2 separate regions of the Homo sapiens genome follow, and region 1 is linked to region 2. The links are chromatin loops, found by intact Hi-C in ENCODE. Cell type or tissue: heart left ventricle. All regions are shown on one strand.

The links. Peaks named below come from ENCODE experiments on the same cell type or tissue, not always from the same donor. Only the 100,000 strongest peaks of a DNase experiment are listed, where the experiment ranks them.
Region 1: a loop joins it to region 2, with 2.3 times the contacts of the local background. A loop is called at or near these places in 8 of 110 quality-filtered maps.

What each region holds. Positions count from the first base shown.
Region 1 is chr12:20,268,336-20,276,335 of GRCh38, reverse strand. No RefSeq gene overlaps it. Among named protein-coding and RNA genes, the nearest start is that of PDE3A, 96 kb to the left of the region's middle. In heart left ventricle, no CTCF peak of the experiment used is centred here; no DNase peak of the experiment used is centred here; H3K27ac peaks cover 5,973 bases.
Region 2 is chr12:20,208,541-20,216,540 of GRCh38, reverse strand. LOC105369686 (a long non-coding RNA gene) reads right to left here. Exons shown (of 3, transcript XR_931417.2): 2 at 5,888-5,946; 3 at 4,108-4,764. It overlaps LOC105369687 (a long non-coding RNA gene), which reads right to left and starts at 4,100. Exons shown (of 2, transcript XR_001749039.1): 1 at 3,205-4,100; 2 at 1,232-1,885. RefSeq lists enhancers at 2,900-3,640, 3,641-4,382. In heart left ventricle, no CTCF peak of the experiment used is centred here; a DNase peak (open chromatin) is centred at 3,670; H3K4me3 peaks cover 1,099 bases; H3K27ac peaks cover 2,976 bases.

The sequences.
Region 1 (8,000 bases), 60 kb before region 2:
TTACAAAATTACTATAAAGCAACAGAAATCTAGACTGTGTGACACTAATACAAGAATAGATGTATAGTTTAATGGAATATAATTGAGAGTCCAGAAATAAAATCATGTGTCATTAGTCAATAGATTTTGACAAGGGTTCCAAGACCATTGAATGGGAAAAGAATAGTCTTTTCAACAAATGGTGCTAGGAACAACTGAATAGCCACATGCAAAATAATAAACTTGGGTCCTTACCTAATATCATCTATAAAAATTAACTTAAAATTTGTTATAAACCTAGATATAAGACTTAAAACTATAAAACTCTTAGAAGAAAACATAGGAGTAAATCTTCATGACCTTGGATTTGGCAAAGGATTCTTAGATATGATATGAGCAACAAAGAAAAAACATAGATAATTTTGACTTTATCAAAATGTAAAACTTTTGTGCTTCAAAGGACACCATCAAGAAAGTGAAAAGGCAACCCACAGAATGACAGGAAATATTTTGCAAATTATGTATTTGACAAGGGATTTGTATTCAGAATATATAAAGGACTTTTATAACTCAATAATAAAAAGACAAATAACTAAAAAATGAGCAAAGGATCTAAATAGACATTTCTCTAAGGAAGATATAACAATGATCAATAACCACATGAAAAGATGCTAGCTTTTGCCATCATTGGTCATCAGGCAAATGCAAATCAAAATCACAGTTGTAAAGTGACAGATACCAGATACCACTTACAACCACTATAATGGCTAGAATAAAAAATTTAGATAATAAATGTTAGGACATGAAGGAATTGAAAACCTTCACACTGCTAGTGGGAATGCAAAATAGTGTAAAATGTTTTGGAAAATAGCCTGAAAATTCCTTGAATGATTAAACTAGAGTTAGCAAATGACTCAGCAATTCTACTCCTAGGTATATTCCCAAGAGAAATGAAAACATATGTACATACACACACACACACACACACACACACACACACACACACACACACACTTGCACATGTTTATAGCAGCATTGTTTATATGAGCCAAAAAATTGAAGCAACCCAAATGTCCATCAACAGATGTATAGAAAAAAATGAAATATTATTAAACCCTAAAAAGAAATGAAGTGTTGATACACACTGCAACACAGATGAACCTTGAAAATATTATGCTAAGTGAAAGAAATCAGTCATAAAAGACCACATATTACATGATTCCATTCATATGAAATGTCCAGAATGGGCAAATCTACAGAGACAAAAAGTACATTAGTGTTTGCTTGTGGTTGGAGCAAACGAGGAGACAGGCAGATGATATATAAAGGGTACAGGGTTTCTTTATGAGGGTGATAAAAATGTTCTGTGATTAACTGAAGTGATAGTTGCATGTATCTGTGAATATACTAAAAGTCATCAAATTATACAATTTAAATGAGTGATTGCATGGTATCATGGTTAATTTTATGTGTCATCTTGGCTAGGTCATGCTACTCAGATATTCGGTGAAAATTTATTTTAGATGTGAAGGTATTTTTAGATTACATTAACATTTAAATCAGTAGGCTTTGAGTAAATCAGACATAATACTCCCCCCATAATGTGAGCAAGCCTCATCCAATTAGTTGAAGACCTTAATAACAGACTGACCCCCGCAAGCAAGAAGAAATTCTGCCAGCAGACTGCCTTTGGAGGTGAACTATATAATTCTTCCCTGTATCCCTAGCCTGCCAGCCTACCCTGAAGATTTTGGACTTCCCAGGCCTCCACAATCACATGAGCAATTCCTTAAAATAAACCTCTATTTATATATGTTATATATATATAACATATATATATATAAATATCATATATGTATATACACATATACACAGACACATATACACACACATATCCTGTCGGTTCTCTTTCTAGAATCCTGATTAATACATATTTGAGTTACGTCTCAGTAAAGCTGTTTAAAAAGTGAGGGAGCTCAGGGAAAGTGAAGCTCATTAGCCACCCAAGATTCCACAGCTGTAACATGGTAGAATGGAAAGCCTCTCTGTTTACTACAAGATGACACAGTGTGTTATTTGTGTCTTTGTTAACTCTGGCCAAGCACGGAGTGCTGTTGAGAAGTCTGAGCTAAGACTAGGATGGAGGTATTGCCAGTACAGAAATGGGGACCGGCTGCAGAAGGGATGTTGAATAGGAGGTGTCAGGTTCTGCTGGAGGAATGATATTCAGTACGTTTAACAACTGGTATGGCACAGACATCAGCCTACCAGAATGGGCCCTGACCCACCTAGCTGGAACTGGACTAGATGTTCTCACTAGCTTAATAACATTCCTGTCCTCTAAAAGGGTATTATCAGAGGCATTTTCATTTGGACAAGTATTCATCACATAGTGGCTTATTTATTATTTCTTTCATCACTGTATCCCGGGGATGCCAAGCCATAATGAAATGATTTTTGCAGTTAGTTACTGAACCACACACACACTCTTTTTATAGTAAGAAAACATTGCTCTAATATAAAAAATATTTATTTACTTTATGTTTTAACCATTTTTCAGAAATTACAAATTTTTTGCTTTTCTGAAAAAAAGTGAACAGAATGAAAGATTTTCATGCATCATCATTATCATCAAAATAATGGTAGAATTCTCTAGAGTAAGGTAGGAATGCCTCCAAGGGGTCATTGAGGTATTCCAGGCACGTTGCTTATATATTAAATGGCCCTGATGCCTTTTGGGTTATTATGCCTGACTTCAAAAAAGAAATAACTATACTATATCTCACTTCATTTTTAGACTGTTAAACTTGCCACAATTATACTTCCTAACTTTTACTAGGTCCTTCCACTGTTGGACACTGAGACATTAGGAATCTAATATGTTATGATTTTGATTAATGTGCCTTAACTTTAGCACATGGTCTCTGTGTCATTTGTGTTGTTCACTTAGATGCCCTTGACTGCCTTTTCCAAAATTCCTCCTACATTTTTTTTTTTAATGTCAAGACTACCGAATAAAGTAAACTTTGCTTGTAGTTATGCAGCACTGATCAGCTGATGTGTTTAGGTAGCATTTTACAAAGCAGCAATCACCTGTTAGTTAGAGTCTTTTTGAACCAGTGTCTAGTTTTATACATTCTATCACCATTCTCAACTACTTATATGTATTTAGCCTATGGGAGATTGATTGACATTACCCAAATTCTCAAATGATTGATTTAATTATTTTCTACATTTATGTAATGAATTTAATGGAATACTATGAGGCACAAGACAATACAGTGTTCAGGAGAAGATCTAGTCACACCTCCTAAGCAGCTTATGGTGCCGAGTCCAAGACTATTGTGTTACTTAAGCTTATTTTGGATGTTATGAATCAGCCTGGGAAGAAACCCAGAAATGAAGCAGAGGACATGTCATCGCTTTTCCTACCAAGTCTTAACTCTCCCTCCACATAATGTTCTGTCCTCTGAAGTTGGAGCTCTGAAGTTGAAAGGTGGAATAAAGTTATATCTGGAAAAATAGAAAAAGATAAAACATTGCCCTCTGAACCCACAATAAAGAAAGAGAAAAAGCCACTCATTTTGTATCTTACAGAATACAACTCTACAGCAATCAATATATTTATCATTGCTTTACAGGACTCCCAGAATCAGGATAGCTAGAAACCAAGAATTAATCAGAAAGTTTTCTGATGCTCACTGAATCAGGGAAAAATAACTGCTTTAGTCTCCTGGGAAGTATTTTTTCAGGCTAAACCTTTTTTCCTAATATTACATATTTCTAGAAACTATAAAACAATTAGAATGCCCCATGTTTTTACTTATTCATTAATTTGCTTATTAATTCACTTAACATAGGCTATTTCTTCACTTACGTGCAATTTGTATAATGCCCAAAGGTACTGGGATAAGAGACAAGCAGAGCCTCAAATCCTGCTTGTGCTCTGCTCACCAAGCTCCACCCTAGAGGAGAACTGCAGTCCCCAAGTGGAGCAACTTCTTTTAGTTCATCTTCCCAGAGGGGGCATGCCTTTCTAAAATCTGCCTACTCAGAGGACAATTTGTACAATCTGCATTCCTATGCTTGAGCTTAAACAGAAATAAGATATGGCTTTACCCTTAAATAAACATGAAACATAGAAATGTTTGATATAGTCTCTCTTTCCTTACATAGCATTAAATAAACCTCAATAAATCTGTCTTAATTCTGCTTTTTTATTCAGTCTTGCTTATTGATTATCAAAAGTTGCAGCAATGCCAGAGCATATTAATTTTAATATGTTGCAGATAGATGACAATTTATATGGGTTCCAGTCTACAACGATGTTTTAAAGAGATTTCCACTCTTAACCTTTAGGAGATGCTGTAATCAATCAGACATTTCTACATCATTAATACTGTGGATCACTTCCACAGAAAGTATATAGGGATGAATACTGAATGTATTTCTTCGAAGTGGGACTTCAATTTTACAGGGATGTATTTTCCCTAAATTTTGGAGTCTCTCTGGGGCCTCCAACTTTCTATTCCTTGACAAATCGTCATCTTTTACCCCAAAGAAACCCATTAGTGGAAAACTGTAGGTGTTGCTGCAACAATTGTGCTGAGTGATTGTCTAGCTGCTCTAACGGTTCCATTCATGGAAAATTTCACATTGAGAAGCAGACTGCTCCATCTTCAAAATGAAACCTTAGGATCTTTCTTCTCTTAAAATGTGCCAGTATCTGTCTCCTTACTGTGCCTACCTGTACTGGTCCTGGATCTATTTCACGTAGTATGTGCACAACCAACCTGACCCCAACGCAACGTGAAATACCCTCAACTAATTGAAGACTTTGCATATACGCTTGCACATATTCTTTCCTCTAAATTTATCTTCTTTCAAAAGATATTAAAATTAATAGATATTATAAAAATGCTGGCTTTGGAGAATATTTCATTAAATTTTATTATTTAAATATACACATATTTCCTTAGCAGTGGCATTTCAACCATTTGAATGTTAGTTTGAAAAGTAAAAGGAGAGCTGATACATTCTTGTCATTGAAATTATGGCAGTTACATTATTAAATTAGCTACCTACATTAGCTCTACACACAGGTACAAGTGTTCTGGTGTTATTTATTTGGCCACTGTAAATAAAGAAATAAAAAGGTAACACAAATTTTTTGTATTGTATACTTGTAAAATACAAGGCTTAGACAGTTCATGGCAAAAGTATGTACTTTCAACTTTCTTTTCTCTGATCTAGCAATCAACGTACTCCTCTTAGAGAGAAAGAAAAGATCTTGTTTCACTCTCTGATCAAAGAAGATTTCTTAATTTCTGTTACTGGAAAATTTGGGGTTTTTAAAAAATCTTTAAAACTCTACACATCTGTGCTTCTTGGCTTGTGAAACTGCTGAGAGAAATGTGACCCAAATTCCATATTACACTTCAAAATTATTACATTAAGAGCAATGTTTGTGATTTTTATCCAACTACATATTTTTGCTTTTGTTGACGTAACACTCATATTTAACACCTTGTCAATATCACTATGACCTTAGGTGAACAACACGCTGGCATGTGAGGTAAATGCTCAGTCGGTCACTTCACTCTATTATCAACATGTCATACTTGGTTATTAACACAAGTCGCACCAAATGAGATTTATAGTAATTCTTGTTCAGTCTCAATCCCTCTGTAGTTTAGCAGAACTTAGCAACACACTGGATCTACTTAGGGAGAAAACCCCTCTGCACGAGTCTGTCAGAAAGTGAAAAAAGTACTGTAAGAGAAGATTCAATTGTGCTATTTTACTTCTTAAGACTTTATTTTTTTATCACGAAAATTTATTATATGTTGTGAAAGCAAAAGAGGCAATATATTTTTGTCTTAAATTCCGAAATAAAATATGAATTCTACTCTTTCGTCATCTGGTACTTTGTTGAGATTGTTGTTAAATGACTATATGCACAAAAAAGATGTCACAAATAAATTTGACTATGTAGTCATACTCCCTAGTGGAAAGTTATGAATTTTTTTTTTACTAAAAACTTTGGCTTACTCTGTATAAATATTTGGAAGTGTTCTTCTATCGCACCTTACAAGCCAAGATTGCAATCACCATCATATTAAAATAATTAATCACCAAAGCCTGTAAGGTTGCTAAAACCTTTTTGGACAGCCAAGAGGCCTTTCTCTGGGATATATTTCTTGTTTAAATTCCAAAAGTCCTAGTTTCCACTTATTGTACTACTTTGAGTATCACAGACTTCAGTAAGTTTGCTTTCTCATATTCTGTGGTCTTATATGGCAAGAGCACATAAATTATGCCTTCATCAGTGCCACTGTAACTTTGGTCACTTAAAGTTTATGGGATATTATCACCTGATATACAATGTTTTAAGATCTAGTTCTGCTGTTGGAAGAAATAATCAAATATTTCACGTTGGACAATGTGACATATTCCAGAGATGCTTTTTCCTGCTGCAGATCCTTCTGATTTAATTAACATATTATGATAAGCCTATATTTGCTCTTCTAATGGTAGAGATGTCAGAAATTCTTTCTGAAGCTAGAAGATGAAAGCCTGAAAGAACAGTTTTACTCTCCAGATTTGTTTACCAGTGGAGGATATGATGGGAAAATACATTCTGCTCATCATCTTCACACCCTACATATTCTTGGGAAATGGAATGAGAAAACATTCTCAGCTTTGCTAACACTCGAATTCTATTCTTAGACATCAACAAGCAAGATGTGCAATTTAAATGCCATGGCAGAACTGCTAACAAAAACAGGGTCAAAGTCCTTAATAGCAAATGAACCACTGGAACAAAGCTCTCTAATTCACGTGATTTCAACTTTGAAAGCTACCAGTGTACCGACAGCACCTTCTTGCAGGGTCATCTGCAGCCCAGATGCTGGAGCATTTAGCATTTCAAAGCACACTGGCCAGAGTTCTAACAAAATCTAATATGTGTGAAGTATGAGCATTGTTGTTCTTCACCTCAACGAATGGGGATGGGGAGGACACCTTTAGTTGCAAAATGGAAGGTTTTCTATGAGGAGAAGAAGGGATGGAGATAAGGATAGGTGGAAATAGGCCAGCCGATGCTAGGGACAGGAAAATGATCAATCGTTGGACAGGAAAGTGATCAATAGTTGCTAACCCATCAGTCTGCCCCATGTATAGCCGTGACTCAAAAGGAGAAGTGAATTTTACGTGCGCAAGTTAATGCGGATTTGCGTGTAGCATTAGGTCCCCATTTTGCTTCTTACTCAAGTCCACACAGCCTCAGTTTCCTTATTTCCAATTATTAAAATTTAGAAAGATATATGTTAAAATCAACATATTCTTACAAAAAACCACATAAAAAATAGGAAGTGAAAGTCCAGTAGCACTCCCCCACATAGTAACCTTAACATGTTTTCCAGAGGCAGCTACTGATAAGATTGTGTATACACCCTTTAGCTTTTTCATCTATAAATTGGAGATGAGTATATCATAGTGTTGGTGAGAATAAAAGGAGATAAAATATATAAAATGCCTAAAACATTGAGAAGTCATGTCTTTCTTTTTCTGTCTGCTTCCCCTTTGTTCTAATTTTACTTGCTTTACTTAATCTAATGCATATTCATATTCAGACCAATTTTTAAGTTTATAGGTTATTGCATGAGTCAGTTGCTGCCAAAATAACCCAGGATCTTAGTGTCCTGTCACTGCAAACATTTATTTCTAGCTTTCAGGTCTGCAGGTTGACTTTGTGCTCGGGGTCTGCACGTTGGCTGGGCACGGCTGTTTCAGGCTACAGCTGGATCCAGGCTAAGTAGCAACAATTACATGGGTGTTTTCTTCTCACAGGGTATGGTAAGAGAACAAAGGGGGCAAGCGGAAATGCCTGATTCTGAGAAAGATAAAGACATACATCACAAGTGTTTTTAAAAAATAAGTTTTATTGGATGATGTGTGACTATCCCGCCTTTTTTTCCCACTGTCCAAGAAAATTTTATGTACTATATCTCACTTCTCTA
Region 2 (8,000 bases):
ATCTCTCACCTGGATCATTGTAATAGCTTTTACTCTTGACCCTGTTCCATTCAAAAAACAGTAAGTAGTGGGAGAAATTCTTATGAAGCACAATTTAAATCATGTCATTCTTTTGCTCAAAGCCCACTAATGATTTCCCATGCTGAGAAAATTCTGAGCCCTTACAACCATGTGTAAGGGCCTATATTATCCCCATCTGACTGCTCTGACTTTGTTGCGTACCATGCTCCCTCTTCCAGCACCACGCTTCTTTCTCTTCTCCAACAATGTAAGCACTCTCCAGCCTTAGGAACTTTGCATGTACTAGTCCATTTCTAAAAATGCTTTTCCCATCATCTCCCCCTGTCCCCAAATATTTACATCTCTCCTCCTTCATATCCTCAGTCAGATGTCATCTTATGTGTGAGGACTCCTACATAACTGTATTTAAAACTGCACCTACTTACATATAGACACACATATATACACACCAGTACTAATTTCCTGCTTGGTTTTCTTCACTGTTTTGACATAATATAAATTTAACTGTTTACTCTCACTTCTTATACTAGAATGTATGGTATATGAGGGAAACATTTTTCTCTGTTTTTTTACTACCATTTTTCTACTATTTAGAACCATGACTAACACACTGTAGGCACTCCAAAAAATTTGTTTATTGACTGAAAGAACAAATTCTTAGGACATAAGGCCATTTTTGGTGTATCCACTGAATAGTGTATATACCACTTATGGAATTTTTGGTGTATAGATGAATTTGGATTATGTGCATATTCAAATTAAAAATTATTTCTCAGACCATATTTTCCCCGTGAAGCTTTTTGAGAGAAGGTATTCTCTCTGTTTTTCATCAGCGGCCTAACAGACAAGCTAAGAAGTTGCAGCTTTACAGTTTCAACTGCAAATCAATGTTGACTATTCATTTTCATCCTCACTAACAAGTTCCCTCTAACTGTGAATGTTATTAAGTTATTCTTTATTCATTTGGCAAACAGTTATTGAATACCTACTATTTGCCAAGGCACTATGTTAGTTGTTGAGGATGTAGGGTTCCTGCTCTCAGGAAACATTTAATTGTATTTTTCTTTACAGTGTACAATAGTACCTCTTACCTACAGTCTTGGTAATGGCATGTAAAATTATGTGGTTATTTGTGGAAATCCCTATACATGTATCATTGACCTTAACTGCTTTGGGTTTATCCAAAAATGAATACTTGAAATAGACAATGTAAATGGCACAGTCTTTCAACACAAAAGACCTGAATTTTATTTCCCATAACGTGATTAACCTTTGTAAGCAAGTCAGTGGGTCTTCATTTACCTCAGTTTCTTTTTCTATAACAAAAAGTTAACAATACCTATTAAACTGAAAAGATTCTTTGAGGATAAAACAATAGTTAATAAAATGCTTTAAGAAGCAATCTACTACTTAAAAACATAATAAACTTATCTTTTCAATGGAGAGGCAGCATTGTGTGATATCATAAAGAACAGACTTTGGAAGGAGACAGGCTTGGTGTCAAATCCCAGCCCTGTCACCTAGCAACAAATGGAAACAGTCCCGTTTAATTTACAAAATTAATGGAATAATTAGAATTAACACATTTAAAAAGCCTAGCATCTCGCACAGGATATGATGCATAGCAGATGTCAGCTCTTATTTACCTTAATATTTTGGCATCTGACCATTAAAATTGTTATTTCTTCCATTTTCAAATATACCTCAGTTTCTTTATCTGTAAAATGGGGAAATTGTATTGCAGTCTTTCAAAAGCCCTCCTGAGTATACTGCATTAACTGGTTGCCATCTCCAAGCAGAAGTCATTATTATCACATCCTTGAGGGCAATGGTTTGACATTATTAGATTTCTGCATGGCCAACTCTGAAGATGGAGACAGAAAAATCACATTCAGGAAAAGCTCTTCAGAGCAGGACTTTGGAGAAAAATATAAATAATGAGGTAATACAAACTCTAAAGTAAACCAGGCAAAGGGCCAAGAATTATCATGCAAAGGGAGAATGGACACAATCAGCTCTCATGTACACACGTGCCTTTCAAATGGCAGGAGAGACATAGAACACGCATCTCTAGTAATTTTTAAAAGTCAAAGCCAAACCAGCCCACTCCCTTCAATTATTGTTAGAGGACATCCTTCCACAGCTCACTGTTGGCCTCAGATCACTAGTTTTGCTGACATCATTCTAGTCACATGGTAGAGATGTTTACACTTTGTAGAAACTTCCATTTTATTCTACATTAATTTAGTGTCAAGGTTATTCTCCTAAGTAAATGAAAGTAGAATAATGAAATGTTCAAGTCATCTTATCACAATTGTGTTGTAAGGACTTTGTGTCTTCGCCGTAAGTCCCCAAAGTGAAGACATTTCCCTCCTCTCATCTCAAGTACTTTTTGGTCTTTTGAAATGAAAAAAGTAAGTTTTATATTATAACAGCTAGAAATTAGCAGATGTTTTGGCACACTCTGAACTTGCGTTCTGACATTATTGCACAACTGCCTCTACACTAGCAGTTTTTTTTAATCTATTTTAGGTGATCCAGCACTGATCCATCCTTCAATAGCCATAGCATTTGATCTATTATTTAATGCTTTAGAAACACAATGCTCTATCACGTGATACTTTATAAACTAACTGACAAACTCAACGGCATTGTCTACTAGAGAATTTTATTTATTTCATAGCACTTCACTTAAAAACCAATTTGTGGGGTTTTAGGTGACATTTTGATAATTCAGCCTATAAAAACCTCACTTCTCTTTTATTTTCTGGCAAAATCTGAACATACAGTGTAACAAAGAGTCATGTTATTCTATATCACAAGCTTAAAATGTAATTCATTCTTGTAGAATTAGAATTTTACTACTGCTCGCAAAGTTACATGAATGCTGTGAAACTGTACATAAACAGGATCAGCATAGATGTTATTTATGTAGATAGATATTTATATTTATATACTTTTAACATTATTTCAAAAACGTGGCCCACCCCTTCTCAAGGTATTAAATATTCAGCAGTTTACTAGCATAAGAATTGGGAGCTTTATATTTATAGTACAAGGCATTTGATATTTGCAATACCGTTCAATAGATAAGTCTGATATTTAAATTTGGTTTTGTTCTATGCCTGGTTATTTTAGAGTTCGTCCATATGCTAGCTAATTTGCTGCCAGTCAGATACTTACTTGCTTTTGTTAATTGATGCAGAGTTCAACACACAGATTTCTTCTCTCCCATCTCTTGTCCTGTCTTTCTCAAGCTCATTAATTTTGTGGCCCAATTGACCTTTGAGCAGATCAAATCTCTCCTTCAGAGTCATGGCTTGCTTTATCTATTTACGTATTTTACACTCATATTGCATTCTTTGGCCCAGACAAAGTTTTCTAAAAAGTGGTCCTCTTGAAACGTTTTCCCACTAAAACAGAAGGGCTGTGGTTTTACACCCACCAGGGAGGAAAGAGCAGCTAGGGACACTCTGCTGGTTCCTGAAAGAAAGTCTGCGGATCTCAGGGTTTCCTTTGTCTCATTGTGATCACACACACATTGCTAATGGCCTGAGGCACTCATACATTTCAGGGAGCTCTCCAGCCTTCTCTTGAACTAATTCCTTCCAGAGCCTCTGTTCAAGTGTGACTCATCACTCTGCAAAGCCACTGCCTCCCAGCACGCCTCCTGCCAAATGTGGAGGGCATGTCTTTCCCACTGGATTCCTGCCATTTCTTTCGTACATTTGACGTAATCCCCTTTCCCATTGTTTTTGTGCATTTGATTGTGCAAAATTGCAGGCAAAAAAGGAAAGCAGAAACTGAAAGCCTGCAAAATGACTGTTCTGAGATGCCTTTAGTAATCTGGGGTATTCTTTGGCCATGAAGATCTCCACTAGTTTGAATAGGGAGGTTTAGTTGAGTTCTGTTTATTTTTGTGTTTGTTTGCTTTTGGTGGGGACAGTGGGGTATTATCAGACTTCACTTGATTTTAGGACAGTAGACAAGACTAGAGGAGACATAAAAATAATAGACATGCTGAAAAGCCAAAATAGATATATAAATAAAAAATAAAAATATTGAACACTTTCAGTCAAATTTACCGTCTGAGCAGACCCTAGACCTTACTAGAGATTTCATGGCAACAGAAATAGTCATCACATTCTGTGTCCGTCTGGATTTCTGCCATTAATTATCCACTCTCTTCTCAGTACTGTCAACCTTTTCCTTTCCACTGGCATCTTTCCCTTTGTGCATAAACATGCTCAAGTCTCTCCCATCTTAGGAATAAATACTTCCTCGATTCTGCCTCCACTCTAGCTACTGAATCTTCTCCTTTGTAATTTTTTAAAAATAGATCAGCTTCTAGAACAAGCAGTCTACATGGACTGTCTTCACTTCCTCATATTTAGTTTCTTTCCCTTATTGATGAAAACTCTTCCAGGTCTACATTATTGCTATTCCAAAGTGAGCTTCTAGGTTGCTCATTCCAATTTAATTAGTCAGTGTACTATTGGATACAAGTGACTGAAGACTCAATGCAAGTTGAGTTAAAGAAAAGCTGTTGTTATTATTGTAGTTATTACTAGTATTTAGCTCATTTACCTAAAAAAAGCTCATTGCTTGTACTGACTTAGGTGCAGCTGAACTAGGACTTGCTCTCCTTTTCCTCACTCTGCCTCCTTCTATTTTGGCTTTACTTCTTGGCTGGTTCATGCTTCATGGTGGTAAAAAGTGATTTTTACACTTACTTCCTCATTGCTGTAAATATATCAGAAAAACACAGCTGTTAGATCACAACTCCCGTATAATTCTCGGGGTTAACTTTGGTGTACTCAGAATGAATTGTGTGTTCACTGCTAAACAAAGCACTCTGGCCAAAGGGCTGCAGCCTCCTATTGACTAGGTCCGTGTTAAGTGTATTCTTTGGAATGAAGCATGGCTTTGAATTTTGGCTCTAACAAAGTTTATTAGTAGTAACAATATAGCTATACTTCCTATGTTATTCATTTTACACCTAGCATCTGTTCTTTATAACAAGCCTGCAGGTTATGAATTAAACATTATGAAGAGGGTAGGAGTTCAAAGAACTTAAATAATTGGCCCAACTCTTAAAATTAATGAAGAAGATCTAAGATTTGAACCCAAGTTTGTCTAGACTCAAAGTTGTGCTCTTCCCACTGGATCATACTGAGATATTATATCCAAAGGAGTCATCACATGCCGGGTGTGGTGGCTCATGCTTGTAATCTCAACACTTTGGGAGGTCAAGGTGTGAGATCACTTGAGGCCAGGAATTTGACAACAGCCTGGGCAACATAGTGAAACCCTGTCTCTTAAAAAAAAAAAAATTAAGTTAGCCAAGTATGGTGGCATGTGCCTGTACCCCTTGCTACTGGGGAGGCTGAGATGATAGGATTGCTTGAGCCCAGGAGGTCGAGGCTGGAGAGAGCTATGATTGCACCACTGAACTCCAGCCTGGGCAACAGAGAGAGATCCACATCTCTTAAAAAAGAGGAAAAGAGTAAAAATAGTCATTACAGAGCTAGCACACATGCTTAACTAATGTTAGTTCCTTTTTTTTTTTTTACTCTGCTCATGCAATTCTGATCAGATCATAGCTCTTAAAAATTTTGTCATGAAGTCCTCTCCAAATCTGGCCCTCACTTAGCTTCAATGGTTTCACCCATCTATCTTCCTCAGGTCGTTCTAAGCCATTTGTTTTTCTTTAAACATGCCAGGTTCCCTAACTTGTCTGAAATTTTGAATATAAAATGTATTTATTCTGTCTGATTTCCTCTCCCCACAGAAAATTACTCATTTTTTTTAAGTCTGACCTCAAGTACTTACTATGTTCTGCATTTCCTCTGCAGCTCATACATACCTTCATTATGGAATTATTACATTGTATTGTAGTAGTTCCTATATCTTCTCCCCACTATGCTGTAAAATAGACAAGTTAAGGCCATGGATCAAGTCATTTTCTCTTCATTTCCCAGGAACATAATGTAGGTACTACATAAATGTATGTTGAATGAATAAATGGATATACAAAGAAACAAATTTCTTTTTACCAAATTGGCCCAAACTCCTTTTCCCAGCACAGACTTTCCCAGCACAAACAACAACAAAGATGACAGGAATAGAGATGGAATGGAACAGGACAGGACAGGACGGGACAGAGAGGACAGGAGAAGAGAGGAGAGGAGAGAAAGGGGAAGGGAAGGGGAGAGAGGGGAGAGGGGAGAGGGGAAGGGGGAAGGAGAGGAGGTGGGAAGGGGGAGGGGAGAGGAGGTGGGAAGGGGGAGGGGAGAGGAGGTGGGAAGTGGGAGGGGAGGGGAAGGGAGAGAAAGAGGAGGGGAAGGGAGAGAAAGAGGAGGGGAAGGGAGAGAAAGAGGAGGGGACAAAGTTTCCTTTGCTAGGAACACTTAGATAAACCTCAGGGAGGAATCTGACCGCCATTTTCCCCCAAAACAAAGCCTGCGCATATGGGGCCTCAGACCATGTGTCCTCACATCTACAGAGAAGTTCCAACTGCTGGATGTTATCAAAATGAATGGTCCCTTCCTGAGGCCAAGCCGGTCCTTCCTATACATCACAATTTGGCCAAGCCTTTGTGCAGAGGGCTATGAAGTATTTTTCCTCCAGGTTCTGAAGATAAAAACAGTCCCAATGTTTAAAGATACACTCTGGAAGAGTATAAGCTGGGGGTGGTGAAGAGAACTGGTTGCCCATTCTGAAAGACAGGGAATAGAGGCTCCCTCATTCCCTTCCTTCTTACAGTGAAAACTCAGGGTGTGATGGAGAAAGAAAGCAAACATCCTCCCTTCACTTTCCACCCCTCATCCCTCAACCGGCCATAGGTACCAATGCAGTATATACCCATGAAGCAAGGAAAACCACCCTCACCTACGCCTCCATTTCTCCCTGCTGTCACAAACTGAGTTCCCTGGGCCTGTTTATGCCATGAAGCATGGCCTCCTTCCATGGGGTGGGTTTCAGCACACACCTGTTATTTTAAGCCTTTGCTTTTGTTTGTGTTGTTGCTTCCACCTGGAACGCTCTTTTCACTTTGCCCATTTTGCAAATATAAGCTCATAATTATCTAAACTACCATCCAAAAGAGACAAAGCAGACTAATATATATAACTAACTTCTTCCTTCTTTTTCCCCATAGGTACATATTTTTATGAAAAAGCCACAACACTTTATTTTTTTTTTTATTTATTCTATCTCTCCCACTGGATGATAAACCTCTTGATCGCAGGGACTATGTCTTATTCATCTCTTGTTCCATGGCACCTAGCCCAGTGCCCAAAAATAAATATTTGGTGATTAGGCTAAAAGGAAGAAGAAGAGAAAAGACAGGGAAACAGAATGAATTAAGTCTACTTTTACTTTTGTTTTAGGCCTCTAGAATATAAATCCCTGGAGAGAAAAATCTCTGAAAAACTATAGAGAAGGGATCTCTTGTCTATATCAAAATTGCTTTTGCCAACAAAAACATTGGTTGCAATATAGTGAAGTTTATATATGGATAGATTTTTCTTCTTCTTCTTTTTTTTTTTTTTTTAAACAGGGTCTTGCTAGAGTACAGTGGTGTGATTATGGCTCACTGCAGCCTCGACCTGCTGGGCTTAAGTGATCCTCCCATCTCAACCTCCCAAGTAGCTGGGACTATAGGTGTGCACCACCACACCTGGATAATTTTATTTATTTTTGTAGACATGAGGTCTCACACTTTTTTGCCCAGGCTGGTCTTGAACTCCTGAGTTCAAGCAATCCACCTGCCTCAGCCTTCCAAATTGCTGGGATTACAGGTATGAACCACCTTGCACAGCTGATTATTTGATCTTGAGTTTTCATTTGCAAGATTTTAGTTATCCCAGAAACAGCATTTTTTCCAACTGGCTTAAAAATATACTGCTAATTGCTGGAGAATGAAATCCAAGACATTTGCATTCTTACTCTGCGAACTAACAAAAATAAATTTGAAT